Linked DNA regions of Mus musculus: regions 2 and 3 are each linked to region 1. Evidence: chromatin loops called from intact Hi-C (ENCODE). Cell type or tissue: heart. All regions are shown on one strand. Region 1 holds the start of Ttc32 (tetratricopeptide repeat domain 32). Region 2 holds the start of Rdh14 (retinol dehydrogenase 14 (all-trans and 9-cis)). Region 3 has its middle 34 kb from the start of Pum2.

Region 1 (8,000 bases):
TATCTTTTAAAAACTGTCTTATTGTATGTGTGTGAGCACAGATGCCACCGTGGGTACAGAGTTCAGTTAAAACCCTGTGACATCATTTCTGTCTTCTCACCATTCCATGGGCTCCAGGAATGGAACTCAGTTGCAGGTTGGCACAGCAATTGACCCATCAATGGTTTTCTTGGCATATTAATCCTTGACAACCCAGAGAAAGACCATGACTATTGTAGCACATGGAGGTCCTTGCAGTTTATTGGGGAGGGGGCATTATTTGACTATTCCAGTTTTTTGACACAGGGTCTCACTCTGCAACATTGGCTGGCCTGGGACTCAGTGTGTAGGGCAGGCTGGCCTCTGCCTCCTGAGTGCTGGGAGCAAAGCATATACCACCACACCCACATGGTCATAATAGTTGGGAGGAACTGTTGTAACTTAGAAATTTTGTTTTGTCAGCTCTGAGGAAGATGGACAAAGGATACCTCTGAAGGCCACTAACTCAGTGTTAAAGGCTCACGAACAGGAGGCTGTAGCAGGTATTAGGACATCAGCTGAACTGCTATCCCAGACTGAAAGAAACACACCCCAGGACTTCAGCAAAACTTTCATTATTCATTCCCTCAGGTTTCAAAGCTTTGTTATGAAGTCTTATCCTTGGATAATCTTAGAATGTTAGATTTCATTAAGACAAATTCTAAAATATTACTTTCCATGAAGGTAGACATTTTGCTTACAATCTTAAAGACACAGGCAAGGGCTACAGAGATGGTTCAACAGTTAAGAGCACTTGCTGCTCTTCCAAAGGGCCCAGGTTCAATACCTAGCATCAACACTGTGGTTCACAGACATGTGTAACTCCAGTTCCAGAGAAATTAATGCCCTCTCCTGGCCTCTGTGGGCACTGTATGCATCTGGTCACAGATAGATGTGTATGCAAACATTCATAAGTATTTAGAAGAAAGCTTTAAAGAGAGACAGAGAAGGACAGAGACAGGCTGATACCATTGATTTTCATTGTTAAAGTACTGATTTTTTAAACATAATATTTTTTGAGTTTTTATTAATTGTATTGTGTAAGGTGCTACCACATGCATGGAGAAGTCAGGGAGTGGCTCTCTGCTTCCTTCGGCTTTACAAACATTCCAGGGACTGAGATGAGGTCATCGGGCTTGTGTGGCAGGCACCTTTACTCATTAGGCCCCCAGAAGGCAGTCAGTACTGTTCAGAATTATTCAGCAACCCAATATTTAAAAAAATAAAATGAAACTTTCAAAGACATGTGTAAGGGGAACCGTGGAACTGGTAGACTTCACGTTTTGAACTCTACCAGAGAAAGGTGCAAGGGATGCAAGGGATGCTGAAACTGCAGCGTGGGCTTGCAGCCAGGCTGCAAGTCTAGGGCAGAGATTACCTCGCTGTGGTGGACATGGGTTCCTGGGCTGACATGCGCAAATGAGAAAGAAGCAGCAGCTCATGTACCATCCACATACCTACTGCTAATTGTTCCTGAAACTTCCTAAAGAAGCCCATTAGAGCCTAAAGGAGAGTAGAAAGGCAGTCTCCTGTGTTTGCTAGCCTTTTTATCAGGAGTGGTGGTGGAAATGAGAGAGAGATGGTAACATCACTCGACCATCTATGTGGAATTTTCTATTAGCAAATGTCAGCAGAGTGATCAGCCACAAACAGGATGCCAATCAACACCCTTCTCCCACCCCCAAGGCTCAGGGAAATGAGAAGAGCCTGGGGCTGGGGCAAAAACCAAGAGACAGTGTCTTCCGGGCATTGCAGGGGCACTGTGCTCATAAACTCACAGCTATGGTTGCCTGCACAGGACCTGCACGAGATCAAGTCAGTAAACACTCCATGGAGCTGGGTGGGAGTGGGTATCCTAGAGGAGCTACGAACAGTTAAGGGCATCTGAGGAAGGGAGGGAGAGTTAGCTTTCTTAAGTCTAAGTGCTGCTCTGTGGTGTCACAGTGCTCCACTGTGGTGTCACAGTGCTAAACTGTGGTGTCACATGCTCTAATGTGTTTTCACAGTGCTCCACTGTGTTGTTTCATGCTCCAAGTTGGTGTCACTGTGCTCCACTGTGGTATCACATTGCTCCACTGTGCTGTCACAGTGCTGCACTTGGTATGTCAAACCAAGTATGGCCCTGGTAGGTCAAACACCCTCCTGTATGGCCACATATCTATGAATAACTGGGGCAGCACAACATGGGATTTGGTAACTTTAAAAAAAAAAGGGGGGGGAAGGGAAGTGGGGGTAGAGGCGAGAGGAATTAAGGTGAGTAGTGGGAGGTGAGGATTATCAAAGACAAAAACACTTTATTAAAAAAAAAGAAATTTCTGTTAACTTTTATGATAATGTAGTACTAAAATGAAAAAGCAATTTTGCCTCTCTGGCTTAATTCCATTTAAGTCTTACAAACAAATAGTCTTCTGTATTAGATCTCATGCAAAGACAAGCTTGCAGTCTACTATAAAGATCTTCCAGGTCCAGTACTACAGCTTGTAATCTCAGCACTTGGGAGGCAGAGGCAGGTGGATCTCTGCATTCAAGGGCAGCCTGGTATGTAGAGGGAGTTTCATGACAGCTGGGGCTACACAAAGAGAGAGAGAGAGAGAGAGAGAGAGAGAGAGAGAGAGAGAGAGAGAGAAATTCCCAGTTTCTCTGTTTCTCTGTGTTCACTCCACACATTACATAAGCGCAACAAAGGCAAATCTTGAAGTAACTAATGCTACATGTGCAGGCATTAGCACAGAAGATAGCCAGGCTGTGAATATCACAAAGAGTAAAAGACTTCACTCTATTACAGTGGAATTGTGAACCTGCAGAGTTGGATCGATTCTCCCGGTTTAACGACCAATTCACAACCAATACAGAGACATTGGGACAAACAATACGGAGGGGCTAAGAGTAAGACTCCCTGATAAGCAGATGTATCAAGAGAGGAGCTGAGACTAGATAATAAATATAGTGAACTGCCAACCTGACCTGCTTCTTCCTGACCCGGCTGACCGGAAACAAAAACCCGGCAGCCTAAAAAGGCTTTTCTACTTTTTTTTCACCAATAGAGCCCCCCACCCCACCCCACCCCCGCTGATGGCTCTGCTATGCTACTACTACACAAGTTCAAAGCTGGATCGGACATGCTTAGGGCTCTGTGCTCAAACTGACCAACCCTCAGTTCCTTAAACCCTCAAAGGAGTGGATCTGCGGGTTCCTGAAATCCTCTTCCGCTTTGCCGAGGGTTTTATCTGTTTGCCCACTCAAGTTTTCTCACCCCTAGGAAACCTTTCCTCATTAGCGGATTCTCTCATAAGCTGTACTTAGTCGTGGCACCCTCCTCCTCCTCCACCACCTCCTCCTCCTCCGCTGCTACCTGCCTGGCTTGAGAGTTTTACTGCCTTTTAATTCCTTAACTGGCAGAAAACAGAATGCAACCAAGACCCCTAAATGTCAAAATTTTTATAATTATCAGATTTTGGCTCGACATACAACCCCGTTTTCTAAAGACTCAAAGCGTAGTGGGAATAGAGGGGTCAGAGTGCACATCTTGATAAGCTGCTCGAACTCAAATATCAAAGTAACAAAGAACTGTACTGGGCAATAAACGTTTCATCGCTGGCTTGATATTCTACAGAAAGGACTCTTGTGATGTTCTAGCGGTGTCACATTAACAACCCTTAACTTCAGGAGTGTGCTGTGACGTCGTGGTAAACACTAACGGGACAGCTGGGTGCAGCGACTGTGCTTAGCTTAAGCGGGTGCTGAACCGGAACCTTCGCGTCCGGAACACAAAGGCGTCGCTGTGGTTCCGAGGACGACCACCTTCCCTGCCCAGAACAGCGGCTTCCTGCCGCCTGGGCCTCTGCGGAGACCAAGGCGTCCCCTCCCCGAAGGACAGGGCTCGGAGGGGATCTTTTCTGGGGAAACCAAGCGGCAGCCCAGGACTCCGCGGTCCGCGCGTGGCTCGGGGACCACCCACGCGCCCAGCCCGCTCTCGCGATAGTTACCTCCCGTGACGCGCGCACTGGCCAATGAAGGCGGAGTACAGCTCCCGGGCCTCGGCAAACTCGCCCCTGGAGAAGCGAGCCTGCGCCGTGGCCAGGGCGGCCGAGCTCTCTCCGCCCTCTCGGCCTGGCCGCAAGGCCATGACCGCCTCACCCGGGTGGAAGCGGAACCACAGCTACCGCTCACGGGACTTCGTTGGCTAAAGGAAAAGGACGTTTGTCCTGTTTGAAGACCCGTAGTATCGCGAGACAACTGGTAGCGCCTGACGCCGTTCGCGGGAAATTAAGAGAATTTAAATCTTTGTGACATGTGTATACATAATTAGATTAGATTAGATTAGATTAGATTAGATTAGATTAGATTAGATTAGATTAGATTAGATTAGATTAGATTAGATTAGATTAGATTAGATTAGATTAGATGGATGATAGATAGACAGACAGACAGTGCCCATGGCCGGGCGGTGGTGGTGCGCATATATCCAGGCAGAATGCTGTATACATAGTAAATAAAGAAGTCTTTAAAAAATTTTTTTTTAGAAAATAATTATAGAAGCAGACAGTAGAGGGCAACATAATATTGCTGTTTTCATTTTAGATACCCAAAATAAGCGTCTAGAGCTATGGCAACAGAGTTAATATTCTGTTACTTTGAAACAAATTTGTCCATGTTTCTGAGTGTGAACTTTCTGTAGTCTCTATGGTAACAATTCTCTGCCACTTCAGTCACTGTATATTTTCCTAAAAAGACTTAGCTTTTTCTCCCATGTGATATATATTCTGTGTATGTCTCTGTGTGTGTCCGAGGATGTGTCTGTGGATGTGAAGACAATGCAAATGCCACATTTCCCTACATTATAGTGGAAGGAAACATGGGATAAACGTCCTTTTTTCCCTTCAGAATTTGTTTTCATGTTTATTTCAAATAATGTCTCAGAAAAACTTTTGATCTGAGCTCTGAGAATAAAGAAAAGTGATTTGTTTTGTTTTTTCGAGACACGGTTTCTCTGTGTAGCCCTGGCTGTCCTGGAACCCACTCTGTAGACTAGGCTGGCCTCGAACTCAGAAATCTCCCTGCCTCTGCCTCCCAAGTGCTGGGATTAAAAGCATGTGCCACCACTGCCCGGTCAGAAAAGTGATCTTAAAGTACATTTCAGCAAAATATAATGAGCTGTGTATGGCAGATGAGAGAGGTCGGCAGTGCCTGTGCAGGTACACTGCTTACCAGAATGCTGGGACCGGCCACATTAGTGCATGCTGTGGCTGCTGGGGTCACATTTAGGCCACTAGAGTACTCTGAACCATGGCATAGCTCGGGATAAGCTTGATGATAACTACAGCATTACTCAAAATCAGTTAATTCATGTTTATTACAAAGAAAAGAGACCAAATGCTTCCTCTTGAATGAGGCTTGTAGTCTTTAAAACTTCAAATAATAAAAAGTCTTAAAATGCCATTTCCTCATTTATGAACATACAGAAATTTAACCTTAAGTAGAAACAGAGCTCATGTCCTAAGCCGCTGCTGAGCCTCCCTGAACCCAGGTCATGTCTGTTCTCTGCTTCAAGGCAGCCCCTCCTACCCTCTGCCATCCCCAGCTACCTCCCAAGGGGTCTCTAACCAACTGGTAACCTTGGCAAGAGAGAACTAGTTCTGTGGTAATTTGCCACAAACTATAAGTTATATAAATGGTAAATGAACAGACAGGAACTACAAAAAAATTAGTTCACACCTGTAAATCTTATGTGAAAAGAATCAAACTGTCTCTTGGTTGCACTGTGATGTATGGATTATCTTTTTTTTCCAGTACTGACAGTGGACCCAGGACCTGCGCAGGCTTGGAACGCATGCTACCACTGAGCACATGCCAGCCCTCCCTTTACTTTTATTTTCTTTTGTAATATATATTTTATACAAAAATACAACTAGCAGATGATGAGGTGATTTTCCTATGAATCCTTAGGAAATCAAGCTCTACGACACAGTCGGGTGCAGAGAAGCGTGTGTGCTTCCAGCACTGTACAACTGAGAGTCTTCTTTCCTTTATTCTACCGAGCTGTGGCATAAAGGGCAAAAGTTGTAGTTGCTGATCTCCTGGGCGAGGACGTAGTGCTTGCAGACTTTGCACACCCAGAACTGATACTCGATGATTGGGCTGCCAGTGGCGATACAGGTCGGCAGTTTGCCTTCCCCGCTGTAAAAATAAGAGAGAAAACAATTAGACGTGAAAATACGTGATTGGTCTGTCTACTCTACTCTAAATACTCAAGAATGAAAATTTCCAAGTCAAATTTCAAATAAAATACTTTTAAAAGTTTTTCTCATAAAAACTTTTCTTTAAATGAATATAGCTTTACTACACTCATGTAGGATAATAATATTAATCAATTTTAATATTAACATAAACTCCTTAAAAATTCAGTGCTTTATACTAGCCAAGCTTCAGGTGAATGGCATTTGATTATGATGCACCTACCCTTCAAGAAGGCTGTTTAATTCAGACTTCCTGTTGTCTTTTGGCGTGTGTTTGGTGAAGATTTCCAGAGCCAGGTCTTCATATTGCTGCTTCTGCTCTGCACTGAGCGTCTCTAAAGATTCCAGTTTAATAAAAGCTTTTGAACAGGTACCAAAAGCTCTGCTTGCACACGCACAGAGTGCTAACAGAGAGTAGATCTCAACTGAGGGAATGATGTCTTCATAGTCTCTCAGGTGAAGAGCTGGAAAAGACGGGGCAGTTAGTATCTGCAAAGACAAGTACAGTGTGAACGTGTGAAACAGGACCCACAGGTGCTGTTCGATCTTAACCTACACAAGCCTTAATAAATGTAAGGCAATACTGACGGGTGGGAGCCCCAGCGGAGGAGGCAGAGTTCATAACCCCATTCATGAGAGTGAAGTCACACTACAATGACTCACGCAGCCATGCTCACTCCAGACCGAATGGTTTCCATACTGAAATGTGTGCTTTTGTTCCATTTGATCCAGTAATTTCTGTGGCATTCCAGACAAGGTGAACTAATACTGTAATTCTCAAGATAATGGTTTCTGCTCACAAAGAACAAACAGTGTAGCATGATGCTCTCTGTGTTCTTTGTCCCACTGAGGTAACAGGACAACTAAGTACAAATGAGCTTCCCACTGCCAGCCCAGACTATTTTGACAGCTGCTACATCTTATCTGTAATCCTTCTGCAATAGAGATAGCATCTTTTCTTTAATACACTGCAGAATTAGCATTGGATTTGTCATCAATTTGTATGCCTTTCCTCTCTAGACTCTGAATTTTTTTTTTAAATTCCTTCTAGTAGTAAAATATAACAAAACCAATGGAACAACATATCCATTGCATCTTCTTGTTAGAGTTCCACTGGTTGATCCTGAGGTCAAAGGTTGACAAGAAGTTGAATGGAACAGTTTTATTTTAAAACAGACATTCATTCGGCTATAATAACCAAGACCCTCTAGTTCTGCCTTTGGAGCACAGCACTTTCATGGTAGAAGTTGCAAGGCACATACTATTTCTTACCATTTTATACTAAAACACAGAGAGGAAGTGTATGGACCTCCCCAGCCAACGGGGGAAGAATCTCAGAGTGTGTTTTCTTTTAGCCTCAGTCTAGAAATGGCACATGACTGTAAACTATTTGAGCTGCACTATGTCACATTAATTTAAATTAAATGAATTATTATAAAGTAAGAAATCACAGCTATTTTCTTTATATAACTGACAGTTGATTGGAAAACCTTTTTACAATCCTATTACTAATGACAATAAAAATAAGAATAAACTCTAAAAGAAACATTTGGAACATACCAGAAGTAAACTAAAAATCTTTATGGAAAACAAAACAGATACAGCAATGGTTTAAAAGTTGATATTTCTGGATGAGAAAATTCATTATTGACATATTAGTGATCCCATCTTGGTAAATTAACATAGTTCTAATCAAAAGTCCAATAAGACCTCATTTTAATTTCCTCATCCTCAGAAAGATTATGA
Region 2 (8,000 bases), 1.4 Mb before region 1:
AGCACTGTCATGCTCTTTGCAACTTAGTAATTATGAATATGTATAGTTCACATTTCACTCAGATGTTGACTATATGTTAATTATCAAGGTCTTTCTTAAAAAACAAATACAGCAAATTTGGGGATGAGAGAATCCTAGGATTGCATGTCTTATCTTAATTTCAGATGAACTAGAAAAATACCAGTTTTGATGTTATGTTAAATTTGGTATAGCATATTAAACTTATATGTTCCTATGATAACCTTAAAAACATCTTTCAAAATATGAAAAAAATATACCTTTATAGTGATGTTGCATGACTAATAAGGCCTACTTGGTCCCTTTCTCAGATAACCTTATCTACTTCCAATAATATCCTAAGTTCAAGGTAAACCCAGGTGACTGCTCAGTGTCAACAAGCTAAGAGGCATGTCAAATTCAGCCTGAAGATGAAATTCTTAGACTCCAAAGGCCATCCTCATAATTAGTAACCTAATCTCATAATTAGTAACCTAAACCTTCTAGTTTCAACGTGTAAAACAGAGCTTGAGAGGGTAAGCAGGGCGACCATATCTAGCAGAGAGCTGATATTGTGACTCCCACCTTACTAGTATCACCATGAGTAGTAAGTGAAGATGCTTTCATCTGTAATTCTGTTAAGTGTAAAAGGTCACTACAGAGACAGAATAACTGAGTGCACATCCCTAAAACTGGTACAAAGAGAAAGTCATAGGTACAGACTTTGGATTAGAGAGAATTGTGACTAAATCAAGATAGAAAAGTTATAAAATCATTGAATGGTTAATTTAAAAAATATATTACTGACAACAGGGACTGTTACCCAAGTGTCACAATAGTACAGGAAGAGACCATTAACAGACACCATTAACCTTCACTGTGATTCTAGAACTGTCCTTTCTTCCCTAAGGATCAAGAGGGAAGGACCCTAAGAGGGTCCCAAATTACAAGACGTATATACTCAGCTTAGTATTTTGATCATATACCTCCACATCTTCCAAAATTCAAGTCCTACATTGCACTGTTCTCACTGAGAGCCTTTTTGTTCCTTATAGAATTTGTTTTTCCTCAGCTCTTTCCTGGCTCCTCTATCTTCTGATGATAGAGGAAAACAAATGTACAACATGTTCCAGGTGTAAACCTGTGGTGATGACCTATCATCAAATTAATTTCAGGTCAAATTTCAACTCTTAATGGCTTTTTTTTTTTTTTTTTTTTTTTTTTTTTTTTTTTTTGCCAAGTGTAAGTGAAAGAAAAATGTGTTAAATTTTACAACTGTTACCAGAGGCTACCTGTCAGGTTAACTGTTTCTCATTCTCGCCTGTCGAAAAACACTTCATGTTTTCCAACAGTCAACTTCAAAAAGAAGGCACGAGTTCATAGATATGGCGAGAAAGGAGTGTTCATCTTCACTAATCCTCTGGGAAGGGTTCCAGAATTAATCATTTCTGAGCTATCATTCTTTGCTGGGTTTAAGACTTTATCATTTTCTATTTTTTAAATTCTAGGAGATAAATACCATAAATTCCAAGAATACCAAACAGTAGAATGTTAAAACTTCTATTTCTCTTTTCTTCTAATTATAAACACTGAACCTCAGAGCCAAGCAACAAAAGGACAGTACTACTTAGGTACCTCTTTGTATTCATACTTTTTTTTTTTTAATTGGTTTTACCTCAAGACACCAAAGCAACAATGGTATCAAAAATGAGCATGGTCAATTCTATTTACACATTAGTGAGACAGGAAAACTTGCTTCCTATGCTTTCAAAAATCTCCCAGAGACAAGCACTATTACTTGATCTACTACATGCAAATGGAATGCTAACAACAAAACAAAATACCAACTTCTCTATCTACCTGGCTCTTAATAAGCAACATGATGTCCCAGAACACAACAGGAGTATCTTGTACAATGGCTTAAAGTTTGAGCAAAAGAGTGACACTCTACTCATTATCTCAATAACTACTACTCCAAGTGGTTCAATATGGTCTCTCTTCTGATGAGATGGTTTCTTTGTACAGTTGTGCTTTTAGCAGTTATTAGTAGTTATTAGCTACTGTTTTCAGTGCAAGTGAAAAGTTAAAAAAAAAAAAGAAGTCTATGTTGAACAAGAATGAAGGTGGCTGTGTCCATCTAACTTGGAGGTTGGAAAAGTTAGTATAGTGTCCAACATGCCACAGTCCCACTAATAAGAATTGTCAGAGTTAAATATCTAAATGTTAACAAATGAACTTACAGATATTTCTTTTGGTCTAAGTACATCACGGAAAAGAAAAACAGGCCATTTAGAATGTCTGCCTTAGATTCAAGAGATTTCAGAAGAGACAAGCACCCTCCTGTGTCTGCCTTTAGATCTACCTGTGGCAAGTCACTTTGGCCACAGCCTTTCTACTTCGGTAGAATATTTACTGTACACCCAAGGAAATCACACACCTCAGCCTTCAAGTACTAGGAATGCACAACAGGAGATTAAAGCAAGGACTCTGAAGACAGACACGTCACTTAGCCTTCCTATGCCTCAGTTCCCTATCATGAAGTAGAGATATTATTGCTTGCTTTACAAGATCTGATAATAGCCAAAGATATTAAAAATGTCCTTAGCACATCCCCTGGCATGTATAAAACCTTCCATAAAGCTAAGCATTAAATTATTTTTATTCCTGTCCCTTTTCAGACACTTAATGGGATTCCAAGTTTAGGGATGATGCAGGGTGTCAGCAAGTGACACCCCCTCCTACTTCAGCAGGACAAAACAAAACAAAAAAAGAAAAAACAAACAAACAAACAAAACCAGGTAACGAGGGGAAAAAAACAGAAAGAAAAGTTTTAAGAAGGGTCTAATGAAAGTTTTTGGCTAGCTTTTCTCCTGTGGTGCTCACAGGCCTTGTGACACTGTAAGATTTGGCACACATTTCACTTCTGACAGGGGGAAAACAACTCAAAGATCAGCTGGTGACTGTCCTAGCCTAACAAAACCAAATGTCCAGACACTGGCTTATTTATGCACTTCTCCTTAGGACCTCCCAGGAATTCCTTCTCAGACCTGCCCCTCCTCCTAGCCGGGTCCAAGGCAGGCAGGAGCCTTTCCGGTTTGGTCATGGCCACCCTCAAGGTCACACCAGGTTTCAGAGGGCCCTCCCCGAGGGTGGCGAGCTCCATTCGACCCACACCTGTAGCAGTTCTTGGCAGAAAGCTCGCACTGAGCGCAGCGAGGCAAGGTCCAGCTCCTTAACGACCAGCTGGCCATCGGTGCCGTCGGGCCCGGCGCCCCCAGCCTGACAGAGCTCCTGCCTGAGCTGACCGGCCGCCTCCTCTGCTCGAGCGCGGTCCCGACATCCCATGATGACCCGCGCCCCCAGGCGGAGCAGCTCCGCCGCGGTGGCACGGCCCAGGCCGCTGTTTGCTCCGGTGATCAGCACTGTCTTCCCGTGCATGAGGCCCGGGTCCCCGCCTCCCTGCTGCCGCTGGTTTCTTGGCCCAGAGAACCGCCGGGCCGCCAGCCACAGCGCCCCGCCCAGTGCGGCCAGGAGCGCTGCGGCCACACTAGCCACTGCCATAACCTTCCGGGCCCGGTGCACTGGGCCTAGCGCACAGGTTCCGGAGTGCTATGGGGCCACCTACACGCGAAGGACTCTGGGGCGCCGCCTGCTGTCCTGGGCTACTGCGCGCGGGGCTTTCTGGGACTTGTAGTTTTGCTCCTAAGGCTGACTTGACTTAGCGTTCAGGAAGTACACATGAAAGCCCCAGCGGATTTATTTAGAAGTGGACAGTGTTAGAATTGGTTATATGCCTATAGACAAAATGACATTTCTTGGTAAAATTCTTGCCACACAAGGATAACAAAAGACACAGCCCCAGTTATCAGCAGTATTATTGATCAGACTCATTCCACCCTGAATATACCTTTTCTAGGTGATGCTGCATATAGAGATTCATTCATTTGACTAACACTAAAAGTGAGCAATGCTTTTTGAAAATTAATTAAGCTTCTTGTGAAACAACTTAAGTGTCAAAGTTCTAAACTTGTCTAAAGAGCCACCCATTACAACTTATAGATAGATGCAATGATATCCAACATCCTTAGCTTTAAAAAAGTAGAATGCTTGACTGTAGCTTGAAAGTTCAAAATTTTTTCCAAAAAGCAAAGAAAAACACCAAAGGAGCTAAGTTTTGTGGTCAAATTCTCAGAAATAACTAGTCACTCTAGCCATGCAAAACACATGCCGTTTGTAATACCAGACTGTTTATTTTTCCTCCCCATCCCTAGTTGCGTTTTTGAGCAATGCCATAAGGCACATGGGCCGTGATGGTACCAAATTTCTGTGCTGATTCAATGTGGAACATTTGGTCGTCGAAGAAGATGTGGGGCCGAATCTTCACTAAGATGGGACCTTTAGGGGCTCCAGCCAGGAAAAGAGCTTCATCTATCTCTAGACCCCATCGGCGAAGGGTCTTCAGCACACGGGCACCTGAACTCGCTGCACTACGAGCTGTAACCAGGTAGGTCCTGATGGGGCAAAGCAATCGTTCGTCTTTGGCATAGAATTTTTTCTGCAGTTTCCCTAAATCTTCCAGAAAGCTTTTAAGAGGACCCTGGAAAAGAGAACGTAAGTCTCAGCTGTGCAAGGGTGAGCAAAAGAGAAGTGATTACTGAAAACCAAACCAAACCAAACCAACCAGCCAACCAACCAACCAACCAACCAACCAACCAACCAACCAACCAACCAGGGTCTTATAAGACTTTAAAATCCACAGGTTGCTGACTGGCATGCAGTGATTCTGGGCTGACAGTACGATGCCAAACTCTCTACATTTATGTGAAGATATTTCCTGATACACAACCATCCCTTGCATGCCTGGAATAAATCTAGGATAACCACATCATTTTTCATCCAGACAAACATATTTTAAGTGTGAAAGAACGTTCTATAAGTAGTACTCCAGGGCAATAGGCATAAATTATCCCCGGTAACTGGGAGATGTGTTTCAGTTGACCACCAAAACCACCATTGTACCACATTGTTTGTCAGCGGAACGTTTTACCTTTGAAATTACTGTCACTTTGTTTAACTAGTTGTTTGTTTGGCCTGAGTCCAACCCTGTCTTGTCTTAACGCTATGTAGCTTTATAGTTTCTACATTAAGACATAATATTTGTTTCTTTTTATGTTATTTTAGTCTTTTCCATTGTTTTATGTTTACATCCATGCTTAACTATTTTATACTCATTTATGTCTTTTATGCGCATGCCGCCATTTGCATGCTGGCCAACATTTGTTGCATAGTACTGTCTTCTCAAGGAAATGCTTGTGGAAATCCTGTTTGACAATTTAGTATATTATCATCATACTGCTCACTGTCCCCTCTACCTGAGTGAGGTTTTGCCTAAAAATAGATTCCATGATTCATATTTTCTCTGAATAAGATGGAACTCAGGTCATCAGGCTTGGTGACAAGCAAGCACTCTTATCCTCTAAGCCACCTCACTGGCCCATTTTAAAACCATGTTTATTTTAGTGTGTGTGTTCAGGGGCACACACATGGTTAAATATACAATCAGGATAAATAGACATAGCTGGCTGAAGGGAAAAGTTCAGAAAAATATACAACTCATACAGCATTATTCTAAAAGTCAGGAATATATGAATATCAGACAGGCATTGTATGAGGAACAGGAGTTGATAAATGTGATATAGAATATATACCATTTCCCTAAATATGTGGAATTCAAAATATGCAAAACTGATCAAAACTGCCAGGTATGTTAGAACTCATTTGTAATCCCACCATATGAGAAACTGAGTCAGGTGGCAGTGAGCTTGTCTTAATAAGGGTTTTATTGCTATGAACAGACACCATGAATAAGGTAACTCTTTTTATTTATTTATTTTTGGTTTTTCAAGACAGGGTTTCCCTGGCTGTCCTGGAACTCACTCTGTAGACCAGGCTGGGCTCGAACTCAGAAATCTACCTGCCTCTGCCTCCCAAGTGCTGGGATTAAGGTGAGTGCCATCACTGCCCGGCTGAGGTAACTCTTATAAGGATATTTAATTGGAGATGCCTTACAGGTTCCGCGGTTCAGTCCATTATCATCAGGGTGGGAACATGGCAGCATCCAGGCAGTCATGGTGCAGGAGGAGCTTAAAGTTCTACATCTTCATCTGAAGGCTGCTAGGAGAATACTAACTTCCAGGCAGCTAGGATGAGGGTCTTATAGCCCACACCCACAGTGACACACCCACTCCAACAAGGCCACACCTACTAATAATGCCCTTCTCTGGGCCAAGCATATGCAAGCTATCACAGAGCTCAAGGAAAGCCCTAGTTACTGCTGGATGTTTGTCATCATGACACAAGTTGACACAGATTATCTAAGAGTAGGGAGCTTCCAATAAGGAAATGTCCCCATAAGATCCAACTGCAAACATTTTCTTAATTAGTGATTGATGACTGAGGGCCCAGTCCATTATGGTTAGTGCCAATACCCTGGGCACCAGGCTGAGCAAGACGAGGGAAGCAAGCTAGTAAGCTGCACCTATTATGGCCTCTATCAGCTCTTGCCTCCAGGACTTTACCCTGTTTTAGTTCTCATTCTAACTTCCTTTGAAGATGACCAGTAATATGGATGTATAAGGTGAATAAACCCATCCACCCCCAACTTGTTGTTTTGGTCATGGTCTTTCTTCGAAGCAAGCAAACAAATGAACAAAAACAACCACCAAAAAAAAAAATCAAAAAAGAAACAATGATAACAACAACAACAACAACAACAACAACAACAACAAAAAAACCCAGCCAACCAACCAACCAACCAATCAAAGAAACAAACAAACAAAAATCACTAAGACAAGTTGGTACCTGACCGTGTTTTGGGGAGAACTGTGGAAGAATCTTAGTACTTTGCAATAGGAAAGCCATTTAATGTTGAGAGCTTGGCTGGATGTTCTGTGGCTGCTTGGAAGTAAGAATGATAAGAACAACACAGAGGGTATTGCAGGTGCCCCCTCCCTCCTCTGGAAGTCCTGCCTGGCTACAAGAGCTAGGCACGTCAGTCTCTTATTATCTCCCTCTGGTAATAATCTCAGGCTCATCCCCATAGATTCCCCTTATATTCCTCCATCCCAAAATCTTCCCCTGTCCCAGACTTCCAGCTTGTCCCAGAGATGCCCCCCACCTTGTCCATTATCATTCCCACCCATATCCCCCCACCACCTGATCACTATCACCTTTCCCCTCCTCACTCCTACCCATTTCCCTCTTTCCATCCATCTTTGATGGCCATTTAGTTTCCCCTTATGAGAGAGATTCATGCATCCTCCTTTGGGGCCTCCTTATTACCCAGTTTATTTGGGTCTGTAGACTGTAACATGGTTATCCTGCACTTTATGGCTAATGCCCACTTATGAGTACATACCACATGTGTCTTTCTGGATCTTGGTTACCTGACTCGTGGTGATATTCTCAAGTTCAAACCACTCACAAAGCCTTCAACCTCAAATCTGTCTTACCTACAAGGTGAGCAGGGATAAAAATGGAGCAGACACTGAGGGAATAACTAACCAATGACTGCACCAACTTGAGTCCCATCCCATGTGAGAGAGCTAACCCATGACAGTATTAATGATACTCTGTTGTTCTTGCAGACAAGAAATTAGCATAACTGATTCCTGAGAGGCCTCATCGAGCAGGAGATGGAGGTAGGTGCAGAGACCCAAGACCAAACATCAGGCAGAGCTTGGAGAGTCTTGTGGAAGAGTGGGGGCATAGAACTGAGCAAGCTGGAGCGGGGTGGATGACACCATAAGACCTTCAAAGTCAATTAACCTGGAGTCATGGGGCTCACAGAGACAGGGCCACCACATAGGAAGTATGCAGGGACTGGGTCTAGGTCCCCCACATTTGTAGCAAATGTGCAGCTTGGTCTTTGTGTGGTACCCCTAACAAGTGGAAGAGGGGCTGTCTCAATCTCTGTTCTCTGACTTTGCATTCCTATTCTGCCT
Region 3 (8,000 bases), 390 kb after region 1:
TATAAGCTCTCGGGGAGCTGGAAAGAATCCAGTAGTTTAGAGTACTCAGTCTTAGAAGAGTCTTCAGGAAGACCTGCGTTTGGATCCCAGCACTCATGCTTGCCCTGTGGCTCACAACTGCAAATGACTCCAAATCCAGGACATTCAATGCCTCTGCCCTATTTCTGATTTGGTCACCTGCATTAGCGCACACTCATGCACACCACACACACACACACACACACACACACACACACACACACACACACTATTCAGCCAGTAAAATGCACAGCACAGGATCAGAGGGACCTGGATTCAGATCTCCATCACCCATGTAAAAGCTCAGGCATGGTGGCCCATATCGATATCCTAGAGCTGGGGAGGTGAAGACAGGAGAGCCCTGGACCTCACTGGCCGGATAGTTAAACTGATCTGGAGAACTCCAGGGTCATTGAGAGACTCTGTTTCCAGCAAACAACATGCCCCACCCCCCTCCAAAAGCCAGCAAAACAAACAAACAGACAAATGCAAAACAAAATCAAACACAGTACAATGGGGGCAAGCACTCAATGTCAACCTTTGGACTCCAATCACATGATACACATGTCAGTCATTCAGGTTATCAATACTAAGCACCCAATAAATGTCCCTTCAATTAATGAAAAAATACACACACTTCATACTTTTTGACCATATTGGCAACTTCTACAATTTTGTTTTTTCCCTGTTAATGTTGGAATTGTATTACTCCCCAATTCATTATTGAAGTTCTGATGACATCACTGTGACTGATATCCACAGTGCACTTGCTCAAGAGGCTACATTTCTGGATAACCTACTTTATGTTTCGACACTCTTCACAGTGATTAATTATTCTGTTTGTGTCTCCCATCATGGAATGGGGGCATTTAAAACCCATTTGACACTTTATAATGCATGAAATGCCAGATATGATGGTGGTATTGAAAGGCAGATACAAGATAGAGGTTTTTAAATCAATCTATCAGACCAAAGGGGGGGTTTATTCTTCAACTGATATTACCCTTAAAAGCCACAAAATGTACCAAATTTAATGATGAGAACAAATTAACTGAACCTCTGTCAGTCCATCAGTAAAACAATGATCTGAGGATAGGAAAAAATATATTGAACCCACCACAGAAGACAAGTGGATTTGGGGTGCTGAGAGGGATGATCAGAAGTTTTCCATTGAATTTTTAAGTGTGTGTGTGTGTGTGTGTGTGTGTGTATTGTATACATGTGTGGCTGGAGAGATGCCTCAGAGGATAAGAACATGTAGGGAACTTTTAGAAGATCTAAGATAGATTCCCAGAATCCATGTCACAAGGTTCATAACCACCTTTAACTGCATCTCCAGGGAATATGAAAATCTCTGACCTCTCTACATGCACCTACACTCACATGTGTACAGCCACACAAAGACAAACACACGTACATATGATTGCTTGATAAACAAACAAACAAACAAACAAATTTAAAAAACCAGATTTGGGAGCAGCGACAGTATTTTCCCAAGAGGGATGACTCTAACTATTGCATATTCTTTGCTGTTACAGCTTATCCATCTTGGCTCCTGTCCTTACTGTGTGGCTTCACAGTTTTAACAATGACTCCATCCAAAGGTCTCCCCTTCCTCATGTTTCTAAATTTCCCAGTGCCAGAATTATCTGCTTGTTTCTTGGTTTGGGTCTGGTGGACAGACTGATCAACATTAAGTATATCTGTAAATCTCAACTGCCTACTCTGGGGTTCTATGCACAAGCCTGAACCCATGGCTTATGCAGCCATGGACTGGATAGATTATGTGTGCCCTCTATATAATACCTATGATAAAACTTAATTGACAAATTAGGCACTAGCAATCAGCCACAACTACTACAAATAAAATAGAACAAATGTATGAATTATTTTGGGAATTTTCCATTCAATAGTTTCTGTCCACAGATTACTATGGGTAACAAAGGGCATAGAGAACAAAGACATGAACAGGGGTGACTACTTGTATAGCAAAGTCCTGTTCCACAAGCTGGGTGACTACTTTTGGTTCTGTGAGCCAGGCTAAGGCCTACAATGCCCTGCTCTGATTAATAAATCCCTTGGAAGTTCTGAATATGCTGTGCAGCCAGCGTGTCTGATCTGTCTGTGCTCTCTGATAGAATAATTCTTGATTCTAGCAGTCCATTGAGTTAAAGTAGGGTCAACAGCCTGTTTATAAAGAAGTACAATATTTTACATCATTAAGGCTGGGAAATAGCTACAGACATTGAGTGGTTTTCTTTCTAGTCTAGTTCCTATGAAGACAAGATGTCAGCGACCCAAGGATGGCACCCTTAGTAATTTATTAAACCTATGCAAAGAAGGATGCTTTTTCCCGTTTGCATTCTTTTGTTTCAGTATTTCTGAAGCCCCAGTACAGGACGGGTTCTCGTGTGTCTCAGGTGATTTTTATAAGATTTATTCATCTATCTCGCGTCTATGTGAGCTCACTATAGCTGCACAGGGTGTGAGCCTGCGTGGGGGTCTCTGGGAATCGAGTGACAGGACCTCTGAGCGCTCCGGCCTCGCCCCAGACATTTAGAGTTTTTTGGGGGGTGTCAGGGTTTTGCTGCTTTTTTAAAGAGTAGTGTTTAGTGCTCTTGAGTATTTTTATTTAAAATGCTAGGGTTTTATTTTTGGGGTTTAAGAGTTTTAGGGTCTCCAGGCAGGGGTGGCACACGCTTTTCATCCCAGCAGCACTTGGGACGAGGCAGAGGCAGTGGATCTCTGAGTTCGAGGTCAACCTGGGCTACAGCGTGAGCTCCCACACGATAAGCACACGAGACTTTTTTTATTTTATATAAAAATCACGGCCGCCCGCCCTTGTCTTTGCAGACGCGGATCTCTCTGCGGGGGGCGGGGGGGGGCGGTTTCAGTCTCTGGGGCTGTCAGTCACGGTCGGGCGGGCGGGACTTCTGGCGCTGTTCCCTGCTCCTGGAAACAGTGAGTGGGGAAGCTTCCCGATTGGAAGCTGCTGCCGTCAATCACAGCGGAGTGGGCGGGACTTCCCGCCACAGACCAGCACTCTCAAGCAGAGCGCGTGCACAGACCCGAGCCTCCTGTTTTCCCGCCGCTGCCACCCGAAAACGGCCCGCCAGGGTCTCTCCGCCGCCGCCGTGAGCGCCGCTGTCCCGGGGACAGCGGATTGGAAGCAGGCAGTCACTGGCCGTGGACAGGAAGTCTCTCTCCCGCCATCTCAGGTCAGTGCAGTGGCGGGCATGTCCCTGCCTCAGCCTCGAGGCATGCTGGGAGTTGTAGTTCTGTTCCGGCTTTGGGTCCTCTGAGCCTCGCCCCCTTTTTCTTTTTTTTTTTTTTTTCGAGACTGGGTTGATTTTTTTGTTTTTTGTTTTTTGTTTTTGTTTTCTTTTTCATGGGACTAGACTTTATTTATTTAATTTATTTATTTTTATTAGATATTTTCTTTATATACATTTCAAATGCTATCCGGAAAGTTTTCTATACCCTCCCTCTGCCCTGCTCCCCTACCTTCCCACTCCCGGTTCTTCCCTGTATTGGGGTATATAAAGTTTGCAATACCAAGGGGCCTCTCTTCCCAGTGATGGCCGACTAGGCCATCTTCTGCTACATATGCAGCTGGAGATATGAGCTCTGGGGGTACTGGTTAGTTCTATTGTTGTTCCACCTATAGGGGTGCAGACCCCTTCAGCTCCTTGGGTGCTTACTCTAGCTTCTTCATTGGGGGCCCTGTGTTCCATCTTATAGATGACTGTGAGCATCCACTTCTGTATTTGCCATGCACTGACATAGCCTCATATAAGACAGCTATAACAGGGTCCTTTCAGCAAAATCTATCAGGCATTGTGCAATAGTGTTTGGGTTTGGTGGCTGATTGTGGGATGGATCCCCAGGTGGGGTAGTCTCTGGATGGTCCATCCTTTCGTCTTAGCGCCAAACTTTGTCTCTGTAACTCCTTTTAGTATTTTGTTCCCAATCTAAGGAGAAATGAAGTATCCACCCATTGGTCTTCCCTCTGCTTGATTTTCTTGTGTTTTGCAAATTGTATCTTGGGTGTTCTATGTTTCTGGGCTAATATCCACTTATCAGTGAGTGCCTACCTAATGACTTCTTTTGTGATTGGGTTACCTCACTAAGGATGATATCCTCCAGATACATCCATTTGTCCAAGACTTTCATAAATCCATTGTTTTTAATAGCTGAGTAATACTCCATTGTGTACATGTACCACATTTTCTGTATCCATTCTTCTGTTGAGGGACATCTGGGTTCTTTCCAGCTTCTGGCTATTATAAATAAGGCTGCTATGAACATAGTGGAGCATGTGTTCTTATTACCAGTTGGAACTTCTTCTGGGTATATGCCCAGGAGAGGCATTGCTGGATCTACCGGCAGTACTATGTCCAATTTTCTGAGGATCTTCCAGACTGACTTCCAGAGTGCTTGTACAAGCTTGCAATCCCACCAACAATGGAGGAGTGTTCCTCTTTCTCCACATCCTCGCCAGCATCTGCTGTCACCTGAATTTTTGATCTTAGCCATTCTGACTGGTGTGAGGTGGAATCTCAGGGTTGTTTTGATTTGCATTTCCCTGATGATTAAGGATGTTGAACACCTTTTCAGGTGCTTCTCAGCCATTCGATATTCCTCAGGTGAGAATTCTTTGTTTAGCTCTGAACCCCATTTTTTAATGGGATTATTTGAATTTCTGGAGTCTAGCTTCTTGAGCTCTTTGTATATATTGGATATTAGTCCCCTATCAAAAGAAAAATCCTTTTTTTTTCTTTCTTTTTTGTTTTTTTTTTTTTTTTTGAGACTGGGTTGTTATTTTTTCTAATTATTTTTTATTTTTAATTTTTGAATGTTTAATATTTATTTATTTATCCATCTATCTATTTCTCTATATTTTGGTTTTTTTAAGATTTATTTATTATTATATCTAACTACACTCTAGCTGTCTTCAGATGCACCAGAAGAGGGGTGTCAGATCTCTTTATGGATGGTTGTGAGCCACCATGTGGTTGCTGGGATTTGAACTCAGGACTTCAGAAGAGCAGTCAGTGCTCTTAACCACTGAGCCATCTCACCAGTCCATAATGTTGGTTTTCCCCATACTTGGTGTCTCTGGGCTTAACCCTGAGACAGATGCTCTGGCCTGCCACCTGGTGGCGAAAGGTTGTCACTGCAATGCTCCCCTTTTTGTGAGAAAGAGAGAGAGAGAGAGAGAGAGAGAGAGAGAGTGTGTGTGTGTGTGTGTGTGTGTGTGTGTTTGTTTTTTGTTTTTGTTTTTTCTTGAGGCAGGGTTTCTCTGTATAGCCCTACTGTCCTAGAACTCACTCTGTAGACCAGGCTGGCCTTTAACTCAGAAATTCCGCCTGCCTCTGCCTCCCAAGTGCTGGGATGAAAGGCGTGGGCCACCACCGCCCAGCTGAGTTTTTTTTCTGATTGGTGAGCACAGCTGAGTGGGCGGAGCTGGTGATTGACAGGCAGATTGAGAGGGTGGCTACATCACCATGTCATCCCCCTGCCTCAGCTTCGTCCTTACTCAAGGGAATCCCCCTGCCTCAGTGTCACACCTGCTTTCATCCCTTCCCGCCCCCCTGCGCTGCCAACATAAAAAACTGACCACAGGTTTTAGGCACCGCGGTGTGCTGCTGCTATATATGTGTACATGTGAGGGAAGGAAGTATTTTAGTGGATCCCACAGTTAAGAGACTTAATTGTAAAGACTTTAGATTTTAAAAGATATTGGATATTTTTAGAGGATTGAACTTTTAATATGTAAAGATTGTGGGACTTTTTAAGAACTAAGGGTTGAGGCTTACTAGGGATGTGTTTGTGTGTCAAGTTGACAAGGGGTCAATTGTATTGGCTGGTTTTGTGTGTCAACTTGACACAGGCTGGAGTTGTCACAGAGAGAGGAGCTTCAGCTGAGGAAATGCCTCCATGAGATCCAGCTGTAAGGCATTTTCTCAATTAGTGATCAAGGGGGAAAGGCCCCTTGTGGGTGGGACCATCTCTGGGCTGGTAATCTTGGCTTCTATAAGAGAGCAGGCTGAGCAAGCCAGGGGAGGCAAGCCAGTAAAGAACATCCCTCCATGGCCTGTGCATCAGCTCCTGCTTCCTGACCTGCTTGAGTTCCAGTCCTGACTTCCTTTGGTGATGAACAGCAATGTGAAAGACTAAGCTGAATAAAACCTTTCTTCTCCAAGTGCTTCTTGGTCATGTTTGTGCAGGAATATAAAATGGAAAACAGGGTGTTAGGGGTCAGCAGACACCAAGCGAGACACAGTATATAAGGATGCGATAACACTAAGGAACGTAATATATAACATGATAATAATATATAGTACAACATATGCTTTTATAACAATTTTTCACATTTAAAATAATAATGATAATAATAGTAATAATAATAATATTTTAAATTTTAACTTCAAATTTATATTTTTCTGGATGGCTGCGTCCGCGGTCCAGAGTTTGTACTTCTGAATACTTTTTAAAAAGTTTTTTTATATAATAAAAGTGATCTGTAACGTGTGATAATATGTAGTGTATGTAACATGAAGGACAGTATATTACAATATAATAGCAGAAAATATATAATATATAATGTGTATATATACATGAGTAATATATAATAAAATATATATTTAAAAATGATATATAATATAACATATATCTAATATATAATAAAATAATTTTATACAAGATAAGTCCAAGCAAGGCCCACTGCACAGCACAGCGGTTCCCAACACCTGGTGCCTCGGCCTCGATGCTCTGTACGACTCAGGCAGGTTTGCCTACTCCAAAACCATACCGACGCTGAGAAACAACAAAAACAGGAAGAAAATCCTGATGTTACGGCCACTTCCAGTTATGATACGGTCACTTCTGGTCATGCTGTAGCCACTTCCTGTGACGACACGGTCACTTCCAGTCCCTTCTGGTCATGGTGTGGTCGCTTCATGTGACAACATGGTCACTTCCGGTCAGGGTATAATCACTTCCTGTCACTGTGCAGCCACTTCCTATCCCAGTATTCTCATGTCTGGTCATGGTATGGCCACGTCCTGTCACGGTGGAGTCACTTCCTGAATCTATATTATGTCTATGGATTATAATGTATGGTTTATAGGTAAACATTTGTCTTTTTATATTTATCAGTTTTTATACAAACCCTTAAACTTACACATACATTCACATATGTTCACTTATATATTGAAATTTATGTATATATCATATATTTATCAATATTAATATACATATTGCATATATATATCTATAATATATTAGATATAATGTAAATAACATAAATAGTTTAAGTATATATTTATGTTTATGTATATATTAGATATAATTATCTTATATAATGTATATATAACAATATATATAATTATATATGATATATATTAAAGTATGTAATATATTATATGTTTAATTTATATACATTTTATATTTATAAATATTTTTATATAAATATATATGAAATATGTTTCATATACTATAAATATATATTTATAATTAATGAAATTAAAATATATAAAATATGTATAAATATATACATATATACATACATTATATATGAGCTTGGCACCCGCCATGTCAGTGCCCTGTGCGTATCCATGATGTATACATTATATATGATGTGATGTATACACTATATATGGTGTAATATAAAAGTATACGCATACATGTGTATCTGTATATATGTTTAGGTATGCACATATATATGCATACACATGCATATATATGTCTACGTACATGTATTTATGCATGTATGCATATGTTTTATATTTATATATATATATGGGCATATATGTATATGTGACTGTATATACATATATAAGTACATGTATATATAGGTATAGGTATGTATATATATGCATATATATGCACATATATATGTATATAATATATATGTGAGTATATGTATATATAGGTATATGTTATAAACATACCTATATATTTATATGTAACTAAAGAAT

Evidence for each region. Hi-C counts contacts between places; a loop is a spot of excess contacts. Peaks named below come from ENCODE experiments on the same cell type or tissue, not always from the same donor. Only the 100,000 strongest peaks of a DNase experiment are listed, where the experiment ranks them.
Region 2: it touches region 1 in a loop (9-fold over the local background); 13 of 42 quality-filtered maps call a loop at or near these places.
Region 3: it touches region 1 in a loop (3-fold over the local background); 2 of 42 quality-filtered maps call a loop at or near these places.

What each region holds. Positions count from the first base shown.
Region 1 is chr12:9,026,201-9,034,200 of GRCm38, reverse strand. It overlaps Wdr35 (WD repeat domain 35), which reads right to left. Exons shown (of 27, transcript NM_001159527.1): 26 at 6,478-6,718; 27 at 5,354-6,195. The coding sequence ends at 6,045. It overlaps Ttc32 (tetratricopeptide repeat domain 32), which reads right to left and starts at 4,204. Exons shown (of 3, transcript NM_029321.2): 1 at 4,005-4,204. The coding sequence starts at 4,144. In heart, CTCF peaks have their summits at 888 (motif pointing left), 3,879 and 4,554 (motif pointing right); a DNase peak (open chromatin) is centred at 4,060; H3K4me3 peaks cover 1,759 bases; H3K27ac peaks cover 1,612 bases.
Region 2 is chr12:10,386,398-10,394,397 of GRCm38, reverse strand. Nt5c1b (5'-nucleotidase, cytosolic IB) reads right to left here. Exons shown (of 9, transcript NM_027588.3): 9 at 4,224-4,594. The coding sequence ends at 4,265. It overlaps Rdh14 (retinol dehydrogenase 14 (all-trans and 9-cis)), which reads right to left and starts at 3,618. Exons shown (of 2, transcript NM_023697.2): 1 at 3,172-3,618. The coding sequence starts at 3,558. In heart, CTCF peaks have their summits at 3,439 and 3,646 (motif pointing left); DNase peaks (open chromatin) are centred at 3,107 and 3,577; H3K4me3 peaks cover 1,956 bases; H3K27ac peaks cover 1,514 bases.
Region 3 is chr12:8,636,078-8,644,077 of GRCm38, reverse strand. No RefSeq gene overlaps it. Among named protein-coding and RNA genes, the nearest start is that of Pum2, 34 kb to the left of the region's middle. In heart, CTCF peaks have their summits at 3,227 and 5,177 (motif pointing left); DNase peaks (open chromatin) are centred at 3,017, 5,177, 5,467 and 6,977; H3K4me3 peaks cover 1,529 bases; H3K27ac peaks cover 985 bases.